2 separate regions of the Homo sapiens genome follow, and region 1 is linked to region 2. A link is a loop called in an ENCODE intact Hi-C map of the cell type or tissue named here. Cell type or tissue: OCI-LY7. All regions are shown on one strand. Links, peaks and the distances in the headings refer to the core of each region. The heading gives the core; the rest is flanking DNA. Region 1 overlaps SLC13A4 (solute carrier family 13 member 4). Region 2 overlaps LOC107984123 (a long non-coding RNA gene).

The links. Peaks named below come from ENCODE experiments on the same cell type or tissue, not always from the same donor. Only the 100,000 strongest peaks of a DNase experiment are listed, where the experiment ranks them.
Region 1: it touches region 2 in a loop (4-fold over the local background); 2 of 110 quality-filtered maps call a loop at or near these places.

Annotation. Positions count from the first base shown.
Region 1 is chr7:135,706,937-135,715,985 of GRCh38, reverse strand. SLC13A4 (solute carrier family 13 member 4) reads left to right here. Exons shown (of 16, transcript NM_001318192.2): 3 at 7,736-7,872. LOC105375521 (a long non-coding RNA gene) reads right to left here. Exons shown (of 5, transcript XR_928021.3): 5 at 7,390-8,951. Among named protein-coding and RNA genes, the nearest start is that of SLC13A4, 17 kb to the left of the region's middle. RefSeq lists an enhancer at 515-1,381. In OCI-LY7, for the core only: CTCF peaks have their summits at 3,316, 4,741 and 4,943; DNase peaks (open chromatin) are centred at 3,385 and 4,945.
Region 2 is chr7:135,276,637-135,285,685 of GRCh38, reverse strand. All of the region lies in intron 3 of LOC107984123 (a long non-coding RNA gene), which reads left to right. It also overlaps the pseudogene SLC23A4P. Among named protein-coding and RNA genes, the nearest start is that of STRA8, 47 kb to the right of the region's middle. In OCI-LY7, for the core only: a CTCF peak has its summit at 4,038 (motif pointing left); a DNase peak (open chromatin) is centred at 4,005.

The DNA.
Region 1 (9,049 bases), core at 462-8,461, 430 kb before region 2:
CAGATACACTAGACATAGACTTTGTGCCTTGGGAGATGGGTTGGACTCTAAGGTCCCTCTATGATCTTGTGAGCATCCAGCTGCTACTTCCTCTGCTGATTAGTCCTGTATTTTAGGTTTGTGTGTGTTTGTTTTTATTTTGGCTCCATTGTGACTCTCACTTACCGTCATTATATCTGCCTCTGAAGTCCTCTAAGCCCCTTCTAATGTGTTGCTCCAAAAGTTTATAGCCTGGGCATGATACCTGTGTCAATCAAGTTAACTAAGATTTACTGTCTATAGGAGAATGGCATAGAGGTGGGCACCACAGGGCTCTCCGGTGAAGTAGAAAGCATGGGTTGGATATTGGGGATTGGGAACAAACAGCTCTCCAGGAGGCCCAGGGTTAGGGTGTACTTCAGGAAGTAATTGCATGTGCTCTTTGTCTCTATCCTTTCCCCAGCACACACACTGGCACACACTCACACACTCACATACACACTCCTACACACCCACTCATACATACACATACACACACTCATATGCACTAATGCACATTCACACACTCATACACACGCTCACACACTCATACACACACTCATACACACATGTTCACACATACACACTCACACACTCATACACATACACTCATACACACGCTCACATATACATACACTTACTCACACACATACACATGCTTAGATATACGTACACTCACACACACTCATACACTCATACACATGCCCACACTCATACACATACACATACACACATACACTCACATATACACACTCATGCACACATACACTCATACACACTTATATACCCATATACACATATATACTCTCACACACTCATACACACATTCTCACACACGCATACACACATAAACTCATACACGCTCACACACATACACTTATACACACACATCATACACACACACATTCACATACACACTCATACCCTCACACACATTCACACTCACATATACACAAATACACACTCACATATACACACACATACACACACTTTCACATACACACTCACACACACTCTCACCTGGGCCCAGCCAGCGGTCTCTGGCCCTGCGCTGCAGGCCTCGGGCTGGTGTCACTCAGCTTCCAGCTCCCGCAGGGGCAGGAGAGGAGTACAGGCTGCGCCCGCTGGGATAACCCGCAGCCGCTGCCGCCTGGTGCCGCCGGAGTCGGCTGTCATCAATCCGCTTCCCTGCTGGCTCCTGATCTTTCTGACCCGCCAGATTCCTGCCCTCTGACTCGTTACCCTGACTTTCTCTGTTTGAGTAAGCCTGGGGGCATTTCATAAAGCACTCTCAGCTCTGCCTTTCCCATCTCTCCTCGCCATGGAGGCTGACCGGTCCTCTGCATGCGGGCCCGTGGGCATGTGGGCTGGACATCCAGCTGGCCACCTGCCTGAACCCCAGGCTGCCCTCACCCTCAGCCACCCAGACGCAGCCCCAGGGCTGAGCTCCACACTGGGCCTTCAGTGGGAGCCTACAGACCTTGCAGCCTTTCGAGACCAAGCTAATGTTTCTGGGGGGAAGAGCAGCTCCCTGTGAACCACCACCTGACCAGCAGCCCCTTGGCTCGTGGCTCAGAGCCCAGACCCTTGCCTCAGCTTCCCCATCTGGGTAGTTCATACAGTCCCAAAGAAGAAACTGGGCAGGGGTGGTGGCGGTTATGAATCAGTGTCTCCAGTCATGCAGGAGTTGGGCCAGCTTCTGGGTCATGCCAGCACCCATCTGGGTCTCTCTACTTTAGACTTCTCTAGGGCAGGATTTGCAAAGAATGTTTTTTTAAGCAATGAAACCTTTTCTTTAAACCAAATCTTAGAAGACTCAATATATAAAACAGATGGAACCAGGAATGCAAATCAGGTGATGAGAAGGGTGTCTGAGCCCCTGCTAGGGGCTTACCCGGCAGAAACAGCATTCCTGCCCCCAGGGAAGGTGGAAAGGAGACACTGCTGGCTTGGCTGTGCTGCTTGGACACTAACTGGAATGGAGTCCTGTGGGGCTTCAGCCCTGGCAGGGCTTAGCTTAGCACTGAGCGGGAGCCAGGCCAGGTATCTGCTCCCAGGGTTCAGAGAATTTCACTGCAAAATTGTTCAGATGAGGCTGGGCACAGTGGCTCACACCTGTAATCCCAGCACTTTGGGAGGCCAAGGTGGGAGGATCACAAGGTCAGGCGTTGAAGACCAGCCTGGCCAACATGGCGAAACCCCGTCTCTACTGAAAATACAAAATTAGCCGGACACAATGGTGGGTGCCTGTAGTCATAGCTACCGGGAAGGCTGAGGCAGGAGAATCATTTAAACCTGTAAGGCCAAGGTTGCAGTGAGCCGAGATCAGGCTACTACACTCCAGCCTGGGCAACAGAGTGAGACTCTGTCTCAAAAAATATATAAAATAAAAAACACATAATTAAAAAAAAATAAGAGCCCACCTGCATTATCTTATGTGTAAAGCCCATGTCACAGCAGATTAAATTAGCTATGTAGCATCACTGTGGCCCTTAAAAAATTGGTGACAGAGGTACAGAGGTTCATTAGCTTGTCCAATAGCAGGTAACTCATCTGAACTTCAGAGCCCAAGATTGCTATAGCTATTCCTTGTCAAGGGGACCTCCTTGAGCCCATCTTTCCTAAAACACAGTCCAGAAACACCTCTGCTCTCCAAGTTCAGTGATGTGGCATACTGAGAAAAACCACAGAGCAGAAAAGCAGAAAAAGCAATCAAACCACCATGCAAATGTCCTAAAATCCATGCACTTTACTCCTGGGGAGGAACAGCCATTTAGAATCTAATTTCTCTTTACAAAAAACTCTAACAATCTTCGTTATCTGGCTTCCCAGCTCACAGGATGTGAGTCTGGGAAATTATAAAATGGGGAAAGGAATGCTAATGGCAAGCATCCTCACATCGGGAAAATGCAGCCGCCTAAGAATGAGACGGGAAACCAGCAAAATGCAGACCCAGGGACCAGAGAAGGACCAGCAGCCTGGACAGCTAGCCAAGGGCAAGAGCGATAAGAGGCTCCCTGGGCAGAGGCTATGATGGGGAGAGTTGGCACATGTCTCACAAGAAGCCGGGGAGAATGCACAGGCTCTGTTGATAAAGGCAGGAAATCTGCAACACACTCTAGAAAACAATAACAATCATCCTCGAGAATCTTGGAAGTCTGGTGTTCCCTGGGAGGCTCTGAATAACCCAGGTGTTATTGTGAAAGAAAAATCAATGGGCTAGAAAACTAATAAACAACACCACTGAACAGAATTTTAATTTCTAAAAATGAAAAAGCAGCCCTGTGGCTTTGCTCTGTGCATGGATGAGCCCACTCTGTGTGCTAATGGCCTCAAACCAGCTCAGCCTTTAGATGGAGCACTTCACAACAGGAAGAGTCACCAGGGATCCTGGCCATCAATGTGGCAGGCCATGCCAGCTGGTTTGCACGTGTCATTTAATCTCTGTAATAACCTTATGAGGTAGGGACTCACATAACCTTCCTTCCTTTTTTTTTTTTTTTTTTAGATGAGAAAATGAAGCCCAGAGAGGCTGAATACCTTGTCTAGGGTCACACAGTGGAGTCCCGGCTGACTCCAGAGTCCTCCCTCTTCCCCACTCAGTGATGTTACCTCTGTAATCACAAACTATATCCTGAGCCCCAGGCCGTGTCTCCCGAGCACATAGTATCACTTACAAGGGAGCAGGAAAGACATGAGAATAGAGCTGAGCCCACCAAACACCCAGCACAGAGCCAATATCCCACTGAAGCTGGGCCTGGAGTTCAGACTGGCCCTGCCCTGGGCATTTAAGGCCAGTGTCAGGACTGCGATTATAAATGAAGATAAAAAATGTGTACCAGTGGGCTGGGTGCAATGGTTCATGCCTGTAATCCCAGCACTTTGGGAGACTGAGATGAGCAGATCACTTGAGGTCAGGAGTTTAAGACCAGCCTGGCCAACAAGCTGGTTAAAGCTCGTACCTACTAAAAAAAAAAAAAAAAAAAAAAAAAAAAAAAAAAAAATCCAAAAACATTAGCCAGGTGTAGTGGTTTCACTAAGGAGGTTTCCTTAGTTTTTCTAAGCACCTGTAGCTCCAGCTACTTGGGAGGCTGAGGCAGGAGAATTGCTTAAACTCAGGAGGCAGAGGTTGTAGTGAGCCGAGATTGCGCCACTGCACTCCAGTCTGGGCCACAGAACAACTCTCTGTCTCAAAAAAACAAAAACAAAAACAAAAACACGACAAGAAATGTGTGCCAGCTCATGCTGTCTGGGAGACCCAGAAAATCCCCCTAGAGTTGAATCAGATGGGGGTTTCCAGTCGGCTCACCGTGTGGCAGGCTGTCTAGGAGGCTTCGGATTCAGATGGCCCTGAAGTGGTATCCTGCCTCTGCCCTTACACTGTGACCTGGGAGATGCTCCCTAAACCCCCAGTTTCCTCATCAGTAAACTGAGATACGGATAGTGCTGCTTCATAGCACTGCTGTGGAGCTCAAATGAGAAAGTGAATGCAACATGCAAAATGCCGGCACTAGAAGGCTCTCCATATTCCTGGTTGCTTTCCTCTGCCTCCAAGTGGAACCCAGAGAAAGTGGCCTACCTGTCATTTAGGCACTGAGCATCCTAAAAGGCCATCACAGCCAAACCGGTGTTCTAGAATGGGATATGATAGAGGCAGAAAACGTAGCTCTTGTCAGTCAGTCCCTGGGGAAAGACACCCCAGTCGCACTGACTTGAAAAGCTTCGCAGGGCTGTGTCATGGGGCTGGTGGAAAGACCATCTCCCACAACGGTCCCGCATCTTCTGTGGGTTTCTCTCCTCGGTAGACAAGAAAATAAAGCTCCAGTTGTGCCACAAAGCCGCCTCCACAAAGCCTGGGAAAGTAACCAGGCAGTGAGAAAGGCCCTTGAACCTCCAAGTTCAACCACTTCCCTAGGACAATCCTGCAGTGCCTCCTGCTCCCGCTAGGGGGCCGCTCCCCCAACCCCACCCCCGCCCCCACCACCATGATCACCGCCCTCTCAGAGTGGACTCTGCCACGGAGTCACAAGCTGTCCAGAGCAGGGGGCCTTCCCTGCCCCCAGGGGGCATTCGTGACAGTAGTCCGCTGAGGAATGGGCTTAGAGACAAACACTGGGTTAACCAGAAGCAGGGGCTTTTCCCCCCAGGAAATGGTCACAGTGAGGGCAGATGTCCCTTCTCCTACACAACCCTCATCAACCAGATGCAATGAAATGTCCATAGGGCAAAAGAGAGAAAGGAGAGATGGAGCAGCCTGCCTTTATTTTGGTTTTGATGTTATCAAAGTGTTTCGTGCACAAAGTTTAAAAATCAAATACTTTAATACTGAACGCTTATAATGAAAAGTCAGCAGTCTCTTTCCTCATCCCTCCCACTTCCCCCCCTACCAAGTCCCACCCCACCCTCAGAGTCAATAACTTGTAACTTTGTTAACAGCTTCTTCTGTCATTAAGCTCCATTCCCATATGATATTCTTATATTAGTCCTTGAGTTCTCACTTTAAGCGGCTATCAGTTGACTTCTTGTTATAGCAGATGAAGATTTTTTCTTTTTGTTTTTTGTTTTCTTTTTTGAGACGTAGTCTCGCTCTGTCGCCCAGGCTGGAGTGCAGTGGCGCGATCTCGGCTTACTGCAAGCTCTGCCTCCCGGGAAGATTTTTTCTTTTACATCCCCCACTTCGCCTTCTACCATCCTCCCAATATGCTCAATCACAATTTTTGTTAATTCAATAATCAAAATTAGTATGATCATGTACATATTATTTCAAATGCTATGTATTTTACTATGTATTTCCTTTCCTGTTGAATTTTTATTTTTGCTGCAGTTAAAAATGTTCTTGTTTTCTCACTTTAAGAGGGTTTTTCAATTAGAAGTTAGACTTTTCTATAGCTTTTCCTCTCAATTTCTGTATGGTTCCTCCAGTTGGAAGCAATTCTCATGTATGTGACAAATATTTATTGAGCATCTACTTTTGCATATTATTCTACTAGGTGTTAAGATATATAGAAGGGAACCATTCACAGCCGAAAAATTTAGTTGAGAGACAAGAGAAGTACACATACAAAAATAAACAAACAACAGTACAATCAGGAAGCAATCATTCAAGCATTGCTCCAAGTGCTCTGTGGTGTGCGGAATTAATGGTGCCCAGGAGGAATATTCTGGAATCAGAGGCTAGGGCCACAAGAAAGGTTTTTTCTAGAGGATGCCAGGCCTGAACTGGGCTTCAAAGTCTGATTGGAATGTACAGGCAGAGATGGAAAGAGAGAATGTTCCAAGTGAGAGAATCAACAAAGATTTGGTCCATGAACCTCAAACATGCGAAACATCTTTTTAACTGCCCTATGTCTCAACTTCCCCATCATTAAATTAAAAAGTAGAAAGGAGTTTATAACTGGTACTGTGGCCACTAAGGAAGAGAAAATCCCTACTCGTAGAAAATATACCCTGAGCCTGGGAGGTTGAGGCTGCAGTGAGCTGTGATCATGCCACTGCACTCCAGCCTGGGTGACAGAGTGAGACCCTGTCTCAAATTTTTTTTTAAAAAAAAAAGAAAGAAAGGAAAATATACACTGAAGTATTTAGGGGTAAAGGACCAGCCAAAATGTGTGTAACTTACCCTCAAATGGTTCAGGGAAAAAAAAAAAGAGTGTATAGGTATTCCTTGTACTATTTTCATTTTTGGAATTCATTGGAACTTGAGAATTATTGGGAATTATTTAAATTTTTAAAATTAAGGCCGGGTGCGCTGGCTCATGCTTCTGATCCCCGCAATTTGGGAGGCCGAGGTAGGAGGATCACGAGGTCAGGAGATTGAGACCATCCTGGCTAACACAGTGAAACCCCATCTCTACTAAAAATACAAAAAAAATTAGCCAGGCATGGTGGCAGGCACCTGTGGTCCCAGCTACTCGGGAGGCTGAGGCAGGAGAATGGCGTGAACCCAGGAAGCGGAGTTTGCAGTGAGCCGAGATCGCACCACTGCACTCCAGCCTGGGCGACAGAGCGAGACTCCATCTCACAAAAAAAAAAAAAAAAAAAAAAAAAAAATTGAGCAAGACTCTGTCTCAAAGAAAAACAATAATGAGGATATGATGTTAAATGAAAAAAAGGCAAGATATAAAAGTATACATACTGTATAAATGCATTTATCTATATAGGTATAGGAAAAATGGAAGAAACTATAAGTATTTACAGTAGCATGATTAAGGGTAATTTTGTCTTTAACTTTTTTTATATTTTGAAGTTTTCCATACTGAGTATGTATTAATTTTCTAATAGAAATGAAATGAAAATAATTTTCTAATATTTTCTAAAAACATTAAAAATTAGGTTTGGGGAGAAACCTAGGGTTATTTTAAAAGATCAATATAAAATTATATGTGTTTATTCTTTAAAATCATATTCACATCATATTTAAATACAGTGGTTTTATGTTTTCCAAAGTGGAGAAGAACATCTATCCTATAGAGTTATGGGCCAGATTGAATGAAATAATCTGTCAAGTACTTAGCACAGTGCCTGCCCACAATGAACGCTCAGTAGATGTGACTCTAGGATGGGCGGCTATTTCAATAATCCTCACCCCCCTGCCTCCCCTTCGCCAGCCTCTTTGATTGAGAACAGGTTTTATTGGGTATGGCCCATTCTCCCAGCTGGTGCTGGGCCCTGGGTCTTTGGTCCGGGAGGGTGACTGACATGCCTGGCCTCCCTACAGGTGGCGGCGGAGTACTTCAAGAACACCACGCTGCTGCTGGTGGGGGTCATCTGCGTGGCGGCTGCCGTGGAGAAGTGGAACCTGCATAAGCGCATTGCTCTGCGCATGGTCTTGATGGCCGGAGCCAAGCCGGGCATGTAAGTCTTATTTGGGATGCCAGGACATAGGGCATCCTTCTAGCTCCCAGTGTGCCACCAGGACAGTGGTCTCAGGTCACTGCGGGATGTCCACTTCAGCTGTTTTTTTACCAAAGGGTCGGGCTGACACCAGAGCCATAGGACCCGTCCAGGGAGAGGGCCTGTGATCATGGAGTAGAGATTTAAACCTGTGACCTTGCTATCATTATCCAAAGAATTTACCCATTGACCTAGGCTGCAAGGGCAGCAGCTTACAACATATAGGGGCCCATCAGGTAAAACAGGATGGACCAAGAGAAATTGTTTCCCAACCTGTTTCCTGTGTATCAGGGAACAGGCTGGACCGGAAGTGGCTGTCTTCTCCTTTGTCACTGAAGGAGACGGGAATGTTTCCTCCCATCCACCCTGAGTTTTTGTCATCAGTTCAGACCACAGACCCAGTTAGAGACACTGCATTTGACTGTGATGCGGGAGGGAGTCCCACCCTCGGGGAATGTGTTACGGTGTCAAGGTTGAGTTTTGTGTTAGCTTCAGCAATGTTCCATTTGGATTCCCCTGCCTGTACCTTCCCTTTTGGAATATCCTGCTCACCTCCTTCTAGTTTACAACTTTCTTGCTGTATTTTATGTAAGCTGCCCTGACTCCTATGGGAGTCAACACGAGTATAAATAAATAATATAGTATTGGTTCTCAGTATGAGTCATTTAGATGACTATAGGTTATGCTTAAAAGCATGTTCCTGTCTCCCAGATTGTCAAACAGGTCTGATAACTACAGCTTAATCCACCCCCTAACTCAGTAATAATCTTGCCCCTACACTCAACCTCCCAGGCACACAGTGGCATTTCGTCACATCATATGGAGACTCTGTGGCTCTTTAAAATCTCTGTGTACTATCTGCAAGAATTTTTATCCTCTCACATTTCCACTCCTCCCTATTTACATCAGTCAGCAAGTTGCCACCCCCAGAGGCAGTTACCCGTGTAGGTACAGAATTGGCAAAGTCAAGTCGCTGTCAGCCAATGGAGTCCACATGATAAACGTACTGTCCCCAAGTTGTGCAAAGTCAGTGATTCCACCTAAAATAATAAACACAGTAGTCTTTATGTTGGCTTATCTTATGGAAACTAGGACATGTCTGTACAGGCACACATTGCACAACGTTCTCAAAGCCAAA
Region 2 (9,049 bases), core at 606-8,605:
CAAAGCGGATCTTCCAGTTTACACTCCCACCAGCAGTGTGTGTGAGCTCCAGTTATTTTACATTCTCACAAACATTTTCTATCTTTTTTGTTTTAGCCGTCCTGGTGGTACATTTGTAGCATTTTAATGATGCTGTTGGGATGATTTAGAGTTAATTATAATTGTCCCTCCTCAACTGGTAGTTCTGTTTGACTTCCTTGGGTCACTTTTTCCCTATGCTTACCACATTAACTGGTGACTGGAGTTAAATATCCTGATATAGACTTTGTCAGATATCATCATTTCCATGATTTTCATTTCACTGAATGTCATGCAAATCTTAATCTAACATAAAAGTTCAAGCAACAGACCATGTCCTAATGTGCCAGCATCACATTAGGAATTGGCTGTGTTCACAACGGTCCCTCCTCCTTGCCCATCCAGCTCAGCCAAGTGTACTCTGGGCCCAGTTTTATCAAGACAATAACATTAAATGTGTTCCAGTTTGGTAGAATCAACTCTGATGCCATCGTCTCTCATCTAAGACTGAAGACATATCTAAAAATATTGCTAAGAAATAATTTTACTAGCAACTTATTTTAAAGGTAAAGGGCAAAAGTAGCATCATTTGGTACAGCAGTATTTCTGGTGGCTCCAGTTCTTTCTGCTACCATCTTTTCTCCCCCCACTGGGATGCCTGAGCCCATTCCCTTGCTCCTATTAAAGGAGGAGTATTGGATTCCTTCTCTGTTATCCTTCAAATACTGAGCAGCAAAAGTAACACCATTAAACCTACTTCATGTGTCCTTCCCAAGGTACCTTCAAATGACTTAATAAGTATATTGTAACTGGGTCCTCTCCACTGGGTTGGGTGCATCTTGAAAATACCAGATTTATCAGTACAACTCATAAATGCCTTCAGGGTTCCAACAAGTGAAATTAAATTAATTTGTATTATTCCTACTTTAGGGAACACAATCAAATCCCTAGTCCTGGAAAGATTTCCTTATCTCTCCATTTCTCAACCTATGCCTTAGACAATGCTCCGCTGTTGACTTGCTCTCGTGCTTCTCCTACCCTGGAAAGCCAGGCCTCTGTGTCTTTCTCACCATCATTTTGTTCCTTCAAGCACACATTGCAATTTTTTTCAAAACTGTGCTGCTTTGTAGAAGTGATGTGAAATATGAAGAGGTCATTTGAGATTGTATTTCTTGGTCTACTCTTGCCCCGTTCATGCTGTGAAAAGTGATCCTTGAGCTGTTGATGTGTAAGTTGATATCATGTTGGTGGGTGATCTGGGCTGCCAGTCTTTTTATAGTACTCTGGGTCAGATCTTTAGTTGCAGAATGGGCAAAGCTCAAACCAGAAACATTGTCAATACCAGTTTTTTAAGTCTTTAAATTTCCCTTGCTCTGCGATATGTCCAGGATAGGCAGCCTGCCAGCTCTGTGATGGGCCATAAACCCTCAAAATATATTCCCCCACCAAAGGCACATGAGCCCATTGCTGTTGGCAATCTGGACCGTCCTGGGTGACACAAGTGGCAACAGATGGAGGTGGGGATTATGTTGTTTGTGAGCGTGTGTGTGCATGGCTTGTGGCCCAAGGTGTCATCTTGTGGACTCTAGTGACTACATTCAAAGACATACTTCCCTCTTTTTAAGACTAAGGGGCATCAACATGAACAACCAGTCTCTAAAATTTAACCATGAAGTCCTGTCCCATGAAAGGGAAGAAATGTAAATAGCATTTTCTGTGATTCACTTGCCAGATCAGTTAGTTTATTAACTATGGCCCAGGAATCCATGGAATTACATATGGTATAATTGCTGGTAGGATTTGCATGTGCACAGTTACCACGTCATACACACCTTGGTCCTTTGGACCGACTTAGACTTGCCATACTTCTATCAGGGGCCTTCCGTTGGCTGGACAGAATGTTGCATTCTTCTAGTTCCAGCCTTTCCCAGTTAATTGAGTTCCACCTTCAGAAAGATGCCAACTAGTGCTTTTGAATTCAAAGATTTGTACAATGGGGCCCAAGTCTCTGTTGCTGGATTTAGATTATACTGTGAGGTTTGGCTGCCCTAGGGGATGGGGACTAAATCACTTGCTTGTGGATATTATGTATCTTTCCTGGGTAATTGTCTTTTTTTTTCCTGAATATGACTATTTCCCTGTAATCAACACATTTTGTTTATCAGGCCGTTCCTCATTAGAATGTCTTTCTGACATCACTCAAGACATGATTGACATCTCTGATTTACACTTATTTGCTTATTCATTAGTGGTCTAACCCCAAACAATGCCCAGTGGTGGACTGCTTGGTAATGGTCTTTCAAAGGCAGAGTGGTTGAGTAGCTGCCTTGGGCCACATCTGCACCAAAAGCCCCATGGCAGTGCTGGACACCTGTCTTTTGCAGGGTCAGTCCTCATTCAGCGTAGACTCCATCACCAACACTTCCCATAGCTCAGGAGCACTGTGCCTGTGAGGATGCAATAGACCAATCTGAGCCCTAACTTGTGAATTTCAGCTAGAACCTTCTGTTACTCTTCTCTACTTTCAACGACAGCCTTTTTGCATGTGCCTGTACTCTGACATATAGTCCAAAAGTACAGCCAGATGTAAGTAGACTCAATTGCCTCATCAAATTCCTGTCCTTCCTTTTTATCTCAGGGTGGACCCAGAGTTAACAAGGCATTTCAAGCTTTAAAGAACTGTTCCATGTAGCTCTAGACCAAGATATACCTAAGGCCTTCACCCGTCAAGCTGGTGGGGCCTGGAGTTTTGCCAGGTCGGTTGTCCAATCTCAGAGCGGTATGTGCTGCACTACCTTTTCCAAATCAAGAAGTTCTTCAGCGAAGTCTATTCATATCGTATCATCAATAGAATGAATCACAGCACACATGCAGTTTGTGGGTTTGTGGGGTTTCCTGTTTTTGTTGCTTTTTGCTGTCCCCCGGGGAGCCTATACTTGGCTTTGGTAAATCCAAATTAAAACTGGGCATCTGCTCTGCTAGATTCCAGGGCAGGGTTTCCCTACACTCAGCCCCGCTGAGAACTACGATTCCTTATGTAAGAATCTGTTGCCTTCCTACTTCCCAAGAAATAAGATCTGACAAGTTAATTCGTCTTTACTCCTAGTTAAGCCCTTCTGCTGCTCAAATCCTTCCTGTATTTTAATGCAATGTCTGCCTCTATCACTGCAATGGAACAACTGAAAAAACTTCAGTATGGCTGGGTGTGTTGGCTCATGCCTATAATTCCAGCACTTTGGGAGGCTGAGGCGGGCAGATCACCTGAGGTCAGCAGTTTGAGATCAGTCTGGCCAACATGATGAAACCCCATCTATATGAAAAATACAAAAATTAGCCGGGTGTGATGGTGCACGCCTGTAGTCCCAGCTACTCGGGAGGCTGAGACACGAGAATCTCTGGAACCTGAGAGGCAAAGGTTGCAGTGAGACGAGATTGTGCCATTGCCGTCCAGCCTGGGCAACAGAGCAAGACTCTGTCTAAAAATGCAAAAACAGAAAACTTCAGTGCATTTAGAAGCAGTTGCCTTGTGTTTTGAGGACGGTGGACAACAGTTATGGAAAGGAATGTTCCTGGGGGCCTGAACAGTATCAGTAGTGAGAGTGGATGTTTAGGGATTTGGGTCATGCCCTGCCAGCACTGAGGACTAGATTCCAAGTGACAGAGGCATTCTTATTTTCTTTAATACATTTGCTGTTTACTTTTGTGCTTGTGATATGTAGAATCCTCTAAAGCAGTTTGCAAAATATGGCTCTTGGACCAAATCCAGCCTGTGACCTCTTTTCCTTTAATGGCCCATGAACTAAGAATGCTTTTAAAGGTTGTTTTACAAAAAGATCGTGCATCAGAAACTACATGTGGCCTACAAATTCTAAAATATTTACTATCTGGCCTTTTACGGAAAAAGTTTGCCAATCGTTGCTCTGAAACAGAGGGCCCAGGTCTAAGGGAGCCATCTTCACCCACACTGCCCCCAAGTGTCCAACACAGTGTGTCACAAACCTGGGGTCTTAGCTGTGGTATTTTAGCTCCCTCTGCTGGGCCAATGTTTTTCACCAGTGCTGTAAACACGAGAAAGTTCTTGCTAATTGCAACTTCATCTTATTAATTGATGATTGATTGGTTTTATTCACCGAGTCAGCCTATTGGAAGGGAAGATAGATTCCTCATGTTTCACTAAGTTATACTGATCCACACACATCTCAAGGTTTGAAACCACTGACGGTCAGCCGACCAATTATACAGCACAATACTAGCCACAGATGAAAGTGACAGCAATATGGAACCAACAGGATTATCATTACTCATTGGGATGCAAGAAGTAGTGGAGAGGGAAAAGTGAAAGATGATTCTGTTTTGCGGGAATGGTGGTTGCAGAAAAAGTAGAAAACCGTGGGAAGAAACGGCAAATTCAGTTTTCAACACCTTAGACCAATTTAAACGTCATCCTCCAGTATCATGGTAGTTTGAGCTAACATAGAACCCACAAACATTACCAACACCTGAAAATGCTGGATGAACGGTTATTAAATCCAGAATCAAGTTCAAAACCAAGGAGGAAAACCTTACTTTCTAGAAACAAAGATGGGAATTATAGCCAGGATCATGTGGCTTATGATGGTTAGGTAAAGAATCAGACCCAGATATAGGACCGAAGGCTAGGAGCTTGGGTTGTAATGATCAACTGGGATCTGGAAGAGCACCCACTTCAGTGAGCGTGGGAAATAATAACGCTACCATTCCAGGGAATAAACAAGGAAACTTTTATTCTTCCTAGAGGTCTGTGGGAAGTGTTAGAATATGGAGTTGCATGAAAAATAAGGACTCCAACTCTACAACACGTGAACACATATGGGTGTGGTGGAAAGATTTGCAAGCTCAGAAATTAAAGCTAAAACTGGTCCTGCCAATAAAATACCTGTGGTTCTCACAGAAGAAAATGTACAATTATTCTTTAGGGATATTTCCACATTCTAAAGCACGTAAGACACAGGGAAGAAAAAGAATGCCCCTGAAGAAGAGTTCACAGACATAAATTTTGTCATTTCACACCAGGTAATAATGTATTATGAGAGAGAATCAGTAGAATCCAGAGCTAATAGAACAATTTAAAAGATAATAGTAAATCAATATGTTTAAAATAATTAAAGAGACTCAAGAAGCAATAGAAACCATAATCTAGAAGATAAAATGAAACAAGAACAAGGAAATTTGAACATAGAACCAAATAGAAGTTTAGTAATAAAAACAAATAAAGTCACTGCAATTAAAAAATGCATTTAATGAGTTAAACAGCATTTAGACACAGCTAAAGAGATATTCATGAATTGAAAGATTATCTAAGGAAATAATCCAGAATGCAGCACTGAGAGATAAAAAGATGGGAAATGTGAAATAGAGGATGAGAAATATGAAACAGAAGTTAAGAAATGTGAAGCTAGACTGAGAAGTCCAGCATGTTTCTAACAGGAATTCCTGAAAGTGATAATGAGAAAATGGAAAAGTGATAGTATTAGAAGTGATATAATGGCTAATACTATTTTGGAACAGATAAATATGAATATTCAGATTTTAAAAGCACATGTAGTCCCAAGTGTAATAAACAATTAAGTCTACAATTAGATATATCATAATGAAACTGCAATACAAATACAAAGAGAAAAATCTTAAAAGTAATAAGACAGAAAAAAATGCCTACAAAAGAATAGCAATTGGACAGTTAGCAGCCTTCTCACTAGCAACGGTAGAGGCTGGAAGACAATGGAATATTTTCAAAATGCTAAGAGAAAATATTATCATCCTAGAATTCTATCCCACTGTAGAACCCCACATCAGGCAACACTGATAGCAAAATAAAGACATTTTCAGGTAAACGAAGACTAAGAGTTTATCAGTCACAGACCCTTATTAAAATAATTATTAAAAGCTAAACTTCAGGAAAAAGGAAATGGAATCTCGAATGAAAGAGTGGTGGAAAAGAAGCTATAAGTGAGCAGAGGAACATATGGGTAGAAAACATAGGTGGGTTAGTCAGCTTGGGCTGCCACAACAAAATACTATAGCTGGGTGCAGTGCCTGTATATGTCTGTAGTCCCAGCTACTTCATAGGCTAAGGCCAGAAGATTGCTTGAGTCCAGGAGTTCGAGACCAGCCTGGGCAACATAGTGAGACCCTGTCTTTACAAAACAAAAACAAAAACCAACCATAGACTGGGTGGCTTGAACAACTGAAATTTATTTTTTCACAGTACTGGAGGCTGGAAGTCTGAGATCTGGATGCCAGCATGGTCAGCTTCTGAGGGGTGCTCCTTTCCTGGCTTGCAGATGGCCACCTTCTAGCTGTGTCCTCACAAAGACTTTCCTTGGTACATGCAGAGAGAGAGAGGAGAGAAGACAGAGAAAAATCTCTTCTCTTTATAAGGGTACTAAGCCCATCAAAGGGGCTTTTCCCTTATGTATTAGTCTGTTTTCATGCTGCTGATAAAGACATACCCAAGACTGGGTAATTTATCAAGAAAAAGAAGTTTAATGGACCAAACAGTTCCAGGTGGCTGGGGAAGCCTCACAATCATGGCGGAAGGTGAACGGCACGTCTTACATGGCAGCAGGCAAGAGAGAATGAGAGCTAAGTGAAAGGGGAAACCCCTTATAAAATCATCAGCTCTTGTGAGACTTATTTACTACCATGAGAACAGTATGGGGGAAACCACCCCCATGATTCGGTTCTCCCACTAGGTCCCTCCCACAACATGTGAGAATTATAGAAGCTATAATTCAAGATGAGATTTGGGTGGGGACACAGCCAAACCATATCACTTTATGACCTCATCTAAACCTAGTTTCTTCCCAAAGGCTCCATCTTCAAACACCATCATATGAATTTTGAGGGAACACAAACGTTTACTTCACAGTACTAGGTAAATCCAAATAAGCACTAATTGTAGGAAAATATAATAAAAACAATAATGAGCAATGGCAGTGGAAAAATAAACAAATATTTGACAACAATAGCAGAATGGTGGTAGAAGTTCAAGTTTTCTAAGGTCACTGTACTATTTGATGGGAGACTAGACATTTTATTTACCCATGGGCAGTGTTAAGTGAACAATTCACATTAAAAAGTTGTGAGCAACTTCTAAAAGAATAAAATAACAAGTCGAACATCCAAACAGTAAAATAAAATGGGGAAATAAAGCAAACTTAATCCAGCAGATAAGTTGGCAAATTGCAGCCCAGGAGCCAGATCTGGCCCATCACCTCCTTTAGAGCAGACAGCCCACGACCAAGCATGGTTTTACATTTTAAGTGGTTAAAAAAATCAAAAGAAGAACATTTCATGACACATCAGAATTATCTGAAATTCAAATGTCAGTGTCTATAAGTGAAGTTTTATTGGAACACAGCTACACTCATTTCTTCACATCTTGTCTGGAAAAGTTGTGACAGAGCCCGTATGGGCATAAAGCTGAAAATATTCACTTTTTTGGTCCTTTACAGAAAAAGTTTGCATAGCCGGGCGTGGTGACTCACGCCTGCAATCCCAGCACTTTGGGAGGCCCAGGCGGGCAGATCACGAGGTCAGGAGTTCAAGACCAGCCTGACCAACATAGTGAAACCCTGTCTCTACTAAAAATAAAAAAAAAAATTAGCCGGGCATGGTGGCGCGCACCTGTCATCCCAGTTATTCAGGGGGCTGAGGCAGGAGAATCGCTTGAACCCGGGAGGCGGAGGTTGCAGTGAGCTGAGATCGTGCCACTGCGCTTCATCCTGGGTGACAGAGTGAGATTCCGTCAAAACAAACAAACAAAACAAAACCAAACAAAACAAAGAAACCCAGAAAGTTTCCCGACCTCTGCAATAGAAACTAGGAAAACAGAAAAATGCTGCAGCAAGATGTTCAATACACGACCGAGTGTGCTAGTGTTGGGAGTCGCCAACATCATCATCATTGTGACTACAATCAATAATTAATTTTGAAGCCTATTTCCTGAAAAGCTTTGTTCAGCGAAAAAGTCCAACACGCAGTTGGAAATACAGACTGGAGGGAGGAGGGAAATCAGAGTTCTCCTTCTCTCAGTTCCTTTGGGGTCCAGCTTTGCCCCTGCACTGCCTAAGAACCGCCTAGGGGTCACCAGATTTCACCATGGGCTGCAGCATCCAGAACTGTCACGGTGGCCTGGGCCGCGCCTAGGGGCTGCAGCCTCCGGGACTGTTACGGTGGCCTGGGCCGCGCTGAGGCCCACAGTCCTGAGCACTTCTCCCCTTCGGCTGCAGGGTGCTATCATGGTCACTTCCTGTGTCCGGATGCTGGTGGGCTTCTCAGGCCTGACTGGCTTTCTCATGGGTTTCATCTGCTCCTTGGCCGTTGCTCCAACTAACTGCCTAGTGGCCCTGCCCCTCTTGGATTCTGCAGGCAATAATGCCGGGATCCAGTGGGGGATTTCTGCCATGTAAGTGCTCCCTGGGGAGGGAGTGCCATGTACGTTCTCTTTGGTGGAGAGTCACCCAGAAAGAATAATGGAGGGCCTGGATATTGGTAAACTCTTGTGGTTTACAAAGACTTTCATGAATGTTATCAAACCTTAAAAAGCATCAAAGTTGTTACCCATAATTCATCGTGACTGCTCATTATTATTATCCTATTTGTATTCACAATGAGGCGGAGGTTTCAGCGAGGAGAGATTGCGCCACTGCGCTCCAGCCTGGGCAACAAGAACAAAACTCCATCTCAAAAAAAAAAAAAAATAGAAAAGAAAGGAAAACAGATTCACAGGTGTTGGGAAAAGCTGAGTGTTGGGAGAAGCTGAGGCAGGGCTTGCATGTCTGACATAATGTAAAAGAGTCTCGGAACATGTCCGGGGTCCAGGGCCTAAAACCCCTTGTGGCCTTTGGAACACCAAGCTCTGTGCTAAATGGTGGAAGGCTGCCCTGCCGCACCATAATCTAATCCTAGGGCATAAAATCCCTCATGGCTTGGATAGAATCCAGGGCTTGTGGCTCTAGAATGTGTCTAGACTTGCTGGCTCCTTGATCTC